Regions from separate parts of the Homo sapiens genome. Here region 1 is linked to region 2. The links are chromatin contacts, found by Hi-C or POLR2A ChIA-PET in ENCODE. All regions are on one chromosome and are shown on one strand. The core of a region is the stretch at or near the end of the contact, and the rest is flanking DNA. Distances in the headings are between cores, read along the strand shown. Region 1 overlaps FCHSD2 (FCH and double SH3 domains 2). Region 2 overlaps FCHSD2 (FCH and double SH3 domains 2).

Region 1 (5,187 bases), core at 105-2,604, 48 kb before region 2:
ACAAAAATCAGCCAGGCCTGGTGGTGCATACCTGTAGTTCTAGCTATTTGGGAGGCTGAGGTGGGAGGATTGCTTGAGCCTGGGAGGTCGAGGCTGCAGTGAGCTGAGATTGTGCCACTATACTCCAGCTTGGATGACCAGAGTGAGACCCTGTCTCATCAAAAAAAAAAAAAAAAAAAAAAAAAAAAATCCATCAATGAAATACATCACATTAGTAAGAGGAAGGACAGAACCACATGATTATCTCAGTAGAGGCAGAAAAAGCATTTCACATAATTTAACACTCTTTCATGATAAAAAGACTCAGAAAACTAGGAATGGAAGGAAATTTCCTTTTTTTTTTTTGTTTTGAGACAAGGTCTCATGCTGTCCCCCAAGCCAGAGTGTAGTGACACGGTCTAGGCTGGGGAAACATGGAAACGTCCTTAACATGTTAAAGGGCACATATGACAAGCTCACAGTAACATCGTACTCAGTGGTGAAAGACTGAACACTTTCCCTATAAGTTCAGGAAGAACACAAGGATGCACCTTTTTACCATTGCTATTCTCTTGTGTTTGACATTCTATAATTCTATCTGGAAGTGGTATATGCTTTCTTTCATCCTGTCCTGTCCTTTCCTTTCCTTTCCTTTCCTTTGCTCTGCCACCCAGGCTGGAGTGCAGCAGCACAATCTCGGCTCACTGCAACCTCTGCCTCCTGTGTTCAGGTGATTCTCCTGCCTCAGCCTTACCGGTAGCTGGAATTACAGGCGCCCGCCACCACATCTGGCTAATTTTTTTTTTTTTTTTTTTTTTTTGTAGAGGCAGGGTTTCAACATGTTGGCCAGGCTGGTCTCGAACTCCTGACCTCAAGTGATCCACCTGCCTTGGCCTCCCTAAGTGCTGGGATTACAGACGTGAGCCACTGTTCCCTGCCTGCTTTCTTTTTTAAATACAAGAAGTTTAAAAATTCATTTTAAATATTTGGTTACATATTATCTCTTTCATGACAGCATTTTTTTGCTCATGGGTGTCCTTCTGCTACCATGTTTTTCCTGTTCTGTTTCTTCTTCTCTTAAAAATTTTACGTCTGTTTAGATACCTCGTTCCTTCTTCCTTTATGGTGGTTTATTTTTGAATGAGAAGGTTTTTTTGTTTTGTTTTGTTTTTTGTTTTTTTCTATAGCACTTTAGGATATTAGATGTTGGTAGCTCAGGGTTGTGTCTTTCAAATTTACAGCAATTTTGTTTGTGAGCAGGTTTTGTGCATAACTTTTTTTTTTTTTAATCCTCAGCCAGTCAGTGAAGATTGCTGCTGCAGGGCTGTTCATAGTGTAGGCTCTCTCACTATCTTTTTGCCACACCAGCAACTCAGTTTCTGCCAGCGTGGCTTGTTTGTGTGATTCCTTATTTAGTTCTGTCTCCTCTACTTCTTCAAACTATGAACAGGAAAGCTTCCTCTGCCAGCCCATGTTCCCTGCTTTTGTTGTTGCAAATGCAGAATTTAAGTTTACTACCTCAGGAAGTATGCTTGTACAAAGGTACTCCCGCTTTGAGTTTTGGAGCCTTATGCCTTACCTTTCTCCTCTTATTCCAAGTTGTCTCTCCTTATAGCATATCATTCCCTTATATGTCCATACATATGTTTCCTAGTTTTATTGGAGATCATATTTCCAGTTATGTTTCTTACTCTCTTTGTTTCTTTTGGGTGATTTCTGACTGGAGGAGAGGGGAGAGTCTGACTTTGTTATTTAAGATGAGAAGTAGTTAAGATGTATTTTTCGTTAGTGTTTTGCACATTCATTTACTGAAAATGTTAAAACTGAATTAGATTTCATATTTATAAGCTGTGGAATGTGATATTGTCACTTATTTAGCAAATACTTTAATACATTTGCTGTGTGCCAAGTTTATCCCAAGTCCTTTATAAATATGTACTTAATTAATCCTCATAATACCTATGAGGTAGGTTTTCTTTTTATTCTTATTTTATTGATAGGAAACTGAAGCACAGTCAGGAAAGTTAACTCGCTCAAGGTCACCTAATTAATAAGAAATAAGAACACTTCTAATTTTCATTCTATGACTATAGCATTTGTGGGCCTTGGCATCATCTGTTTATACTGTATTCAAATGAATCCCTTGAGAGCAGGGTCTGTGTTTCATTCATCTTTATATTCTCATTGCATATTTAGTAGAATTCCTGAAATCCAGAAGATATTCAATGGATGTTAGAGAATTAATATTTTTTATTAGGAGCCAAATAATTTGCTTTCTGCCAGACTTACAACATAGCTTCAGTTGTTCGTTCCGCTTGCCTCGTTAAAAAATATTTTTGTTTGTATTCTCAGGTCATCATTTTAGTGCTATTGCAGTATTTACTGTAATAATACCTTTACAAACAGCCACTGTATTCCAGAACAAAATTAAGATATTTCTTTATTAAACAATTATCAATTTGCTGATAATAAAAGCACTAGTTCCCTTACACAAGTTTGCTGCCCATGCTATAAATATTTTTATATACTAATATGAGGTATATTTAAGCAGTGTCATTTATAAAATAACAGGGGTCAAGTATCGTAGCAAAAATGAAGTGGTCATCTTGTTCATTTGTTTTTGTTACTGAGCTTTACTCCATTTAAGAATAAATATGTTACTGTTTATCCATGATCCCATTGATGGACAACTGGACTGTTTTTGGCTATTTATGACTAAAGATGGTATAAATATTTTTGTAAAAGTGTTTTTGTGGACACGTTTTCATTTTTCTTGGTATATAACTAGTATTGGAATTGTTATATCAAAATAAATGTAAGTTTAATTATGTAAGACCAGACTTTTCCCCAAGTGGTTGTACCATTTTACATTCCCACCAATGGCATGTTAGAGTTCCATTGCCCTTTATCCTCATTGCTATAGTTCAGTCTAATTTTTACCATTCTGGTAGATTTGTTTATCTTTATTCTTTTTTTTTGGTGCAGGGAGACAAGAGTCTTGCTCTGTAGCCCAGGCTGGAGTGCATTGGCGTGGTCTTGGCTCATTGTAACCTCTGCCTCCCGGGTTCAAGTGATTCTCTTGCCTCAGCCTCCCGGGTAGCTGGGATTACAGATGTGCGCCACCACACCTGGCTAAGTTTTGTATTTTTAGTAGAGACGGGGTTTTACCATGTTGGCCAGGCTGGGCTTGAACTCCTGACCTCAAGTTGTCCGCCTGACTCGGCCTTCCAAAGTATTGGGATTACAGGCATGAGCCACCACACCCAGTCCTATCTTTATTCTTAACATTCATCAGCTGGATGTGGTGGCTCACGCCTGTAATCCCAACACTTTGGGAGGCCGAGGTGGGCAGATCACCTGAGGTCGGGAGTTCGAGATCAGCCTGACCAACGTGGAAGAACCCTGTCTCTACTAAAAATACAAAAAAAATTAGCTCGGCATGGTGGTGCATGCCTGTAATCCCAGCTACTTGGGAGGCTGAGGCAGGAGAATCGCTTGAACCCGGGAGGCGGAGGTTGTGGTGAGCCAAGACCGCGTCATTGCACTCCAGCCTGGGCAACAAGAGCGAAACTCGGTCTCAAAAAAAAAAGAAATCATCAATACCCCATCCTCACTACCACCATTGGTAATTTGAACATTCTTAGGGATTTTGCTTATCTTGGTGATGAATTTAAATGGGTGCATTACAGCTCTTCTAAGACAGCTCTCAATTCTGACACCAGCTGTAAGTTCGAGAATCCCTAATACCTCCTTCACTTTGACACCAACTTCAAGGTTGGAGGTCTCCAAGACCACCTTTACTTCTGACACGACTTGCAATTTTGTGGGTCCCAAGACCACCTTAGATTCAATAATTTGCCAGGACTCTCAGAGCTCACTGAAAGTTTACTCAGTAAGGTTATGATTTATTATAGCTAAAGAGTAGAGTTTAAAATCAGCCAAGGGAAGAGGTGTACAGGGCAGGGTCTAAGAGAGTTCCAGTCAGAGCTTCCCATTGTCCTCTGTGGAACTGTACAGTGTTCACTTCTTCTGCAATGATGTGTGACAGTATGCACAGAGTCTTGCCAATTAGGAAAGCCTACCTGAGTCTTGGTATGCAGTTTTTATTGCGGTTCAGTCACTTAGACATGATTACTACTCATGCGGCTGGCCTTAGCCTCCAGCCTCTCCAGAGGTTGAGATGATACTGAGTGACCCAAGGCTCATCATCCCACCCACCCCTGATGAAATCACATTGTTAGCATAGACTATTTGGTGTGGCACAAGGTCCCCAGGTAGACAGAAACACTTGTGTCAGGCAAGATATTCCAAGGGCTTAGAGATTACCTCCCAGAAGCCAAAGACAAAGGTAAGACCTGTCTTTGGGTAGGGTTAATCCTTTACTGTATACTCCGATGCCCTCCTTGATTTGATATACACAAAATGCTTGTTTTAACTGATATAATGTGACCAAAGTCAAGAAACTTGATTGGTCCATGTGGATGTAGATTGTGATCTTGGTTCTGTGTGTCTCAGGAGCTAACCTACTGAGCTATTAATCAAATTTATGAAGAGTCTGAAAACTGATTATGTAGTTTTTGTCTATTGTTTCAGTCATTCATTCAGCAAACATTTTTTGAACTTTTTACAATGTTCAGTCACTGTGCCAAACATATAAATACTAAGATACAGAGTATACTTAAATGCTCTCAAGGAGCTCCATAGTCAATTCATAGACAGTCACAATACTTAAAGCAGATGCTATGTTAGAAGATGCCGGGCCAGGTATGGTGGCTTGTGCCTGTAATCCCAGCACTTTGGGAGGCTGAGGTGGAAGAATCACTGGAAGCCAGGAGTTTGAGATCAGCCTCAGCAACATAGCAAGACCCCATCTCTACAAAAAAAAAAACAAAAACTTAAAAAATTAGCCGGGTGTGGTGGTGTACACCTATAGTCCCAGCTACTTGGGAGGCTAAGGAGGGAGGATGACTTCATCTCATGAGTTAGAGACTGCTGTGAGCTATGATCGCACCAATGTACTCCAGCCTTAGTGATGGAGCAAGACCCTACCTCTAAAAAAGAAGATGCTGGAGGATCTCAGAGGAGGTGTATCTGAATCACAAGAGGAATTCAGGAAGGCTTCTCAGATGAGATCATACTTTCAGCTAGGTTTTGTTTTTTTTTGAGAGTGAGTCTCATTCTGTCGCCCAGGCTGGAGTGCAGTGGCAC
Region 2 (5,095 bases), core at 242-2,741:
ACATGTGCCATGCTGGTGCGCTGCACCCACTAACGTGTCATCTAGCATTAGGTATATCTCCCAATGCTATCCCTCCCCCCTCCCCCGACCCCACCACAGTCCCCAGAGTGTGATAAAAACAATTTTTATACTTCTTATCTCTTTCTAGTAGTCTACATCCCATTCCCAGTCTTTCCAATCATAAAAATTTGTAGTTTATTTAGTTCACACTTGAACGTCCTATGAAACTGTTTTAAACCTTTTACCTATCTTGTTTCTTGTCATTATTCTTAAGCCATTGATACAGAAATCAGAACCAAATTTAATATTGTTGTGGGTATGAGACAGTTTCTGTCATGTTTTAATTTTTTCCTTAAAGTTTTACTATGTACTTCATATATACTGGGCACTCAACTGTGTTATTATTACTTTAAATATGTGCTAAGTGGCATTATTTTTTAAACAGTGATATCACATTAAAGGTTCTTAATGAGCTCAAACTCAAAAACCACTACGTCTTTTTACATATCTTGCTATTAAATCAGATCTTCACCATCCTACGCTGAACCCATGGCAGGACTTTTTACTCCTTTGAGATTCTATTGTATTAGGTTTATTCCACTGTGTCAGTATGTTGAGAAGTTTTAGCATCTTGATTCTGTTATTTAAATATTTACTGTTCTTCATAGCTCTTTGTCATGTGAGAATTTGATAGCAATGAGTTACTCGATCAACATCTTGCTATGTTTGTGTGGTCGTTATTGAATCCAAGTGAAATTGTTCTGGGAATTTTTCTTAGAGTTTATGGTAGATTGAATTATTGCTCAGCAAATATTCATTCCCCACCCTTTCTCTTGAGGTGAACTATACATACATCCCTGTCTTACTGATTTTAGACTTGGTCATACGGCTTGCTTGGACTAGTAGAATGGAGATGGAATTGACTGTAAAGCCATTTCTAAAATGAGGCTTTAAGAGGCATGGCAAGTTATTTCCAGCTTTTTCGTACTTCCGGCACTTACTGTAAGAAGAACTTGCCCCAGGTAACTACTTCAGATGGGGTCCCAGAATGAAAGATATGTGAAGGATACCTGAACTTGACCCTGCAACCTGAAGCAGAGATGCTCTAGCCAACCTGCAGATTCATGAGCAGAAGTTAGCATTTATTGTTTTAATCCATTTCCACTTTTTGAGTTGTTACAGAGTATTGATTCAGCAATAGCTGGTCCATACACAGCTAACCAAGCCATTCTGTTTTGCAGGAATTATCTCTGAAATGCCTAGTACCTGTAAATAACAAGCCAGTACTAGACTATCATGAACCTTGGCTTAAGGGAGATCAGAGGTAACTTTTGGGTCCCATATGTGTGTCGGTACATGGCATGAGCTGAGGGATGCCGCTGAAGAAAGGAACTACAGTTGGCTAAACAGGATATACAGAAATATCCTGCTGCTCTAGCTATGCCTCAAATGCTTTGGGTCAGATTTTTACTTTTTGCAGTTTGATATGCTAACATTGTCAAGTTTTTCTATTACTTTCTGTTCTGTTTTCTTGTTCCTCCTGTATTTTTTTTTTAACTTCCTGCCTTTTTAGAAATAACTCATGTTTTCACAGTATGTACTACTTAAAGAAACAATATAGAATAAGACCATTAGAGTTCTAATTATGGCTCCACCATTTGTTAACATAATCACTCTACATAAATTACTTAAGCCATTTCCCCCTCTGCATATTGGGATTAATAAATAACTCACAGTTGTTGCTAAGCTTAAATGAGATAACAAAGTCATTAGCTCACCATCATTTGTATATACAGTCATTAGCAAATATTTACTGAGTAAATTCTGAGGGATACAGTGCTTTGCACATTATAAAAAAGTCAATACATTTTATAGCATTTTGATAGTCCTAGACCTAGAAAGTACTTGTTGGGGTCACATTGATGCCAAATGAAAGGAAAAGAGAAGGGGGTTCTAATCCCATTTCTGAAAGAAAGAGCATAAATATTTGCCGTTAGAAATCATGGAACAGTTTTTAGATGTGTTTTATGTTATTTGATAGGTTAATACTTTATTTCAGGATTTCTTTTTGCATTATCCTTGGCAGTGGCTAGGTACTGTCAATGACCAGTATTTTTTGTTCTATCTGGGGATGTGAATCCAAAACAAAGGATAGAATTGCTTGTGCTCTGTTTTTCTCTCAGTTAATTTTTTCAAAATATAATCCCAAGTACAAATCATGCTTTTGAGTATTATAGGGGATCATATTTTTTTCTTATAACCTTGAATAAGATGCAGTAAAAACAGTGAAGCTGACCACTTTTCTTCCCTATCATTTAGGTATGTAGCTTCTACCAGATATTTTGACATCCTGTTTCATAAGAATCTTTTTCTTTAATTAAAAAAAAAATGGTAGTTTTAACAATTCAAATAATATGGGTGGTACATGAAATATTTGCCTTTTTTTTTCAAATTTACAGTCATGTTTGGTATAAATCTTTTCCTTTTATGTGTACTCATTTAATATGTAGTTTTTCCTTTATAAAAAAGTAGAATTATATTCACATTTATTCTGCATCTTGTCTTTTATATTTAATAGTATTTTTTATCATTGATAAAAATATCATTGATATTTTCCCAAAGTGAATACAGAAAGACCTCATTTTATTGACAGCATCATAGTTCGTATTGTGGATATAAATTATTTAACATCCACATATTTTGATCTACATCCTATTGATTTAAGTTGTTTAAAGCAATACTGTGACTGGGCATGGTAGCTTACGATTGTAATCTCAAGATTTTGGGAGGCAGAGGTAGGAGGATCGTTTTTGGCCAGGAGTTCAAGACCAGCCTGGGCAACATGGTGAAATCCCTGTCTTAATCAATCAATCAATAAACAAACAAATACACATACTACAATAAATGTACTTATTTATCTTGTTATACTTGTGCTTTTATTTTAGCAGTTCTGAAAATGGCTTCCTTGTAAGCGAAGTCTATCTATATTTAAAATTTTAATAGATATTAGTAGGTAAAAACATTTTTAAAAACTTGATTACTAATAAAAATTTAAAATGCTACACCAATTTATATTTCTACCAATAATTTATAGTAATGTGGTGCATCCTATCTTACCAGGAGTGGATGCTGCCAGTCATTAAATTTTTGCCATCCTGGGCCAAAAATGATATCTAATTTTGTTTCCTTTCTATGAAAATTGGTATTCAGACATATTCCAATGTTTGTAGCTATTTACAATGCATTCTTGCTGTATTGGCCATTCATATCTTTTTTATTATTAATTGTTTTCTTTTTAAAATCAGTTCATAAGGCTTTTCAAAAATTCTTACAGAGGCTGGGGATGGTGGCTTGCACCTGTAATCCCAGTGCTTTGGGAGGCCAAGGTGGGAGAATTGCTTGAGCACAGGAATTCGATTGTAGCCTGGGCAAGATGGCAAGACCCCTGTCTTTACAAAACATTAAAAAATCAGCATGGCATCATGGTGTGTGTCTTTAGTCCCAGCTACTTCAGAGGCTGAGGCCACAGTATCCCTTGAGTCCAGTAATTCGAAGTGGCAGTGAGCTATGATCCTGCCACTGCACTTCAGCCTAGGTGACAAAATGAGACCCTGTCTCTAAAAAAAAAAAAAAAAAAATTACTGAAATTATTGTAGAAATATAAGCAAGAGATGTTTTTTGCTTTCCTTCCATTTTTTTTTCTTTTATTATTATACTTTAAGTTTTAGGGTACATGTGCACATTGTGCAGGTTAGTTACATATGTATACATGTGCCATGCTGGTGGCTGCACCCACTAACTCATCATCTAGCATTAGGTATATCTCCCAATGCTATCCCTCCCCGCTCCCCCCACCCCACAACAGTCCCCAGAGTGTGATGTTCCCCTTCCTGTGTCCATGTGATCTCATTGTTCAGTTCCCACCTATGAGTGAGAATATGCGGTGTTTGGTTTTTTGTTCTTGCGATAGTTTACTGAGAATGATGATTTCCAATTTCATCCATGTCCCTACAAAGGACATGAACTCATCATTTTTTATGGCTGCATAGTATTCCATGGTGTATATGTGCCACATTTTCTTAATCCATTCTATCATTGTTGGACATCTGGGTTGGTTCCAAGTCTCTGCTATGGTGAATAGTGCCACAATAAACATACGTGTGCATGTGTCTTTATAGCAGCATGATTTATAGTCCTTTGGGTATATACCCAGTAATGGGATGGCTGGGTCAAATGGTATTTCTAGTTCTAGATCCCTGAGGAATCGCCACACTGACTTCCACAATGGTTGAACTAGTTTACAGTCCCACCAACAGTGTAAAAGTGTTCCTATTTCTCCACATCCTCTCCAGCACCTGTTGTTTCCTGACTTTTTAATGATCGCCATTCTAACTGGTGTGAGATGGTATCTCATTGTGGTTTTAATTTGCATTTCTCTGATGGCCAGTGATGATGAGCATTTTTTCATGTGTTTTTTGGCTGCATAAATGTCTTCTTTTGAGAAGTGTCTGTTCATGACCTTTGCCCACTTTTACCCCATTCTTTTTTTTTTTTTTTGAGATGGAGTCTTGCTCTGTCGCCCAGGCTGGAGTGCAGTGGAGCGATCTCGGCTCACTGCAACCTCCGCCTCCCAGGTTCAAGTGATTCTCTTGCCTCAGCCTGCTGAGTAACCAGGATTACAGGCACGTGTCACCACACCCGGCTAATTTTTTGTATTTTTAGTAGAGATGGGGTTTCACTGTGTTAGTCAGGATGGTCTCGATCTCCTGACCTCGTGATCCACCTGCCTCGGCCTCCCAAAGTACTGGGATTACAGGCGTGAGCCACTGTGCCCAGCCCCATCCTTAGTGTTAGATGATTTTTATATAACATGCTAGAATGTTAAATTATTGCATGTACTATGTGCACTGTTTTCTATATAGTATTTACCCAGCATTTGCCTAATTTTAATGTTGTATCTAGCACATGTATGCTTAATCTCTTAAGGACAGAGTTTGAATTCTATTATTGTAGATTAATAGAATTAAGATTTATGAGTGACTTTTTTAAGGGACTGGGGTCTCACTCTGTCACCCAGGCTGGAGTGCAATGGCAT

The links. A loop is a pair of places that touch in the nucleus more often than their neighbours do. ChIA-PET counts read pairs that join two places held with the same protein, here RNA polymerase II (POLR2A). Pooled maps may share reads with other maps.
Region 1: a loop to region 2 is called in a map of naive thymus-derived CD4-positive, alpha-beta T cell, with 1.8 times the contacts of the local background. The contact joins two enhancer-like sites. A Hi-C loop is called at or near these places in 2 of 168 maps with a recorded cell type or tissue (B cell and naive thymus-derived CD4-positive, alpha-beta T cell), 1 of 37 single-sample maps with no recorded cell type and 2 of 50 pooled maps. POLR2A ChIA-PET finds 5 or more read pairs at or near these places in 6 of 52 experiments (GM12878, OCI-LY7, PC-3 and 3 more).

What each region holds. Positions count from the first base shown.
Region 1 is chr11:73,091,990-73,097,176 of GRCh38, reverse strand. The region is part of intron 2 of FCHSD2 (FCH and double SH3 domains 2); the gene reads left to right. Among named protein-coding and RNA genes, the nearest start is that of FCHSD2, 48 kb to the left of the region's middle. Within about 2 kb of position 1,354, at least 4 of the 41 ENCODE cell types and tissues checked have a DNase peak (open chromatin) inside an H3K27ac peak, as active enhancers do.
Region 2 is chr11:73,044,532-73,049,626 of GRCh38, reverse strand. All of the region lies in intron 3 of FCHSD2 (FCH and double SH3 domains 2), which reads left to right. Among named protein-coding and RNA genes, the nearest start is that of FCHSD2, 95 kb to the left of the region's middle. Within about 2 kb of position 1,491, at least 3 of the 41 ENCODE cell types and tissues checked have a DNase peak (open chromatin) inside an H3K27ac peak, as active enhancers do.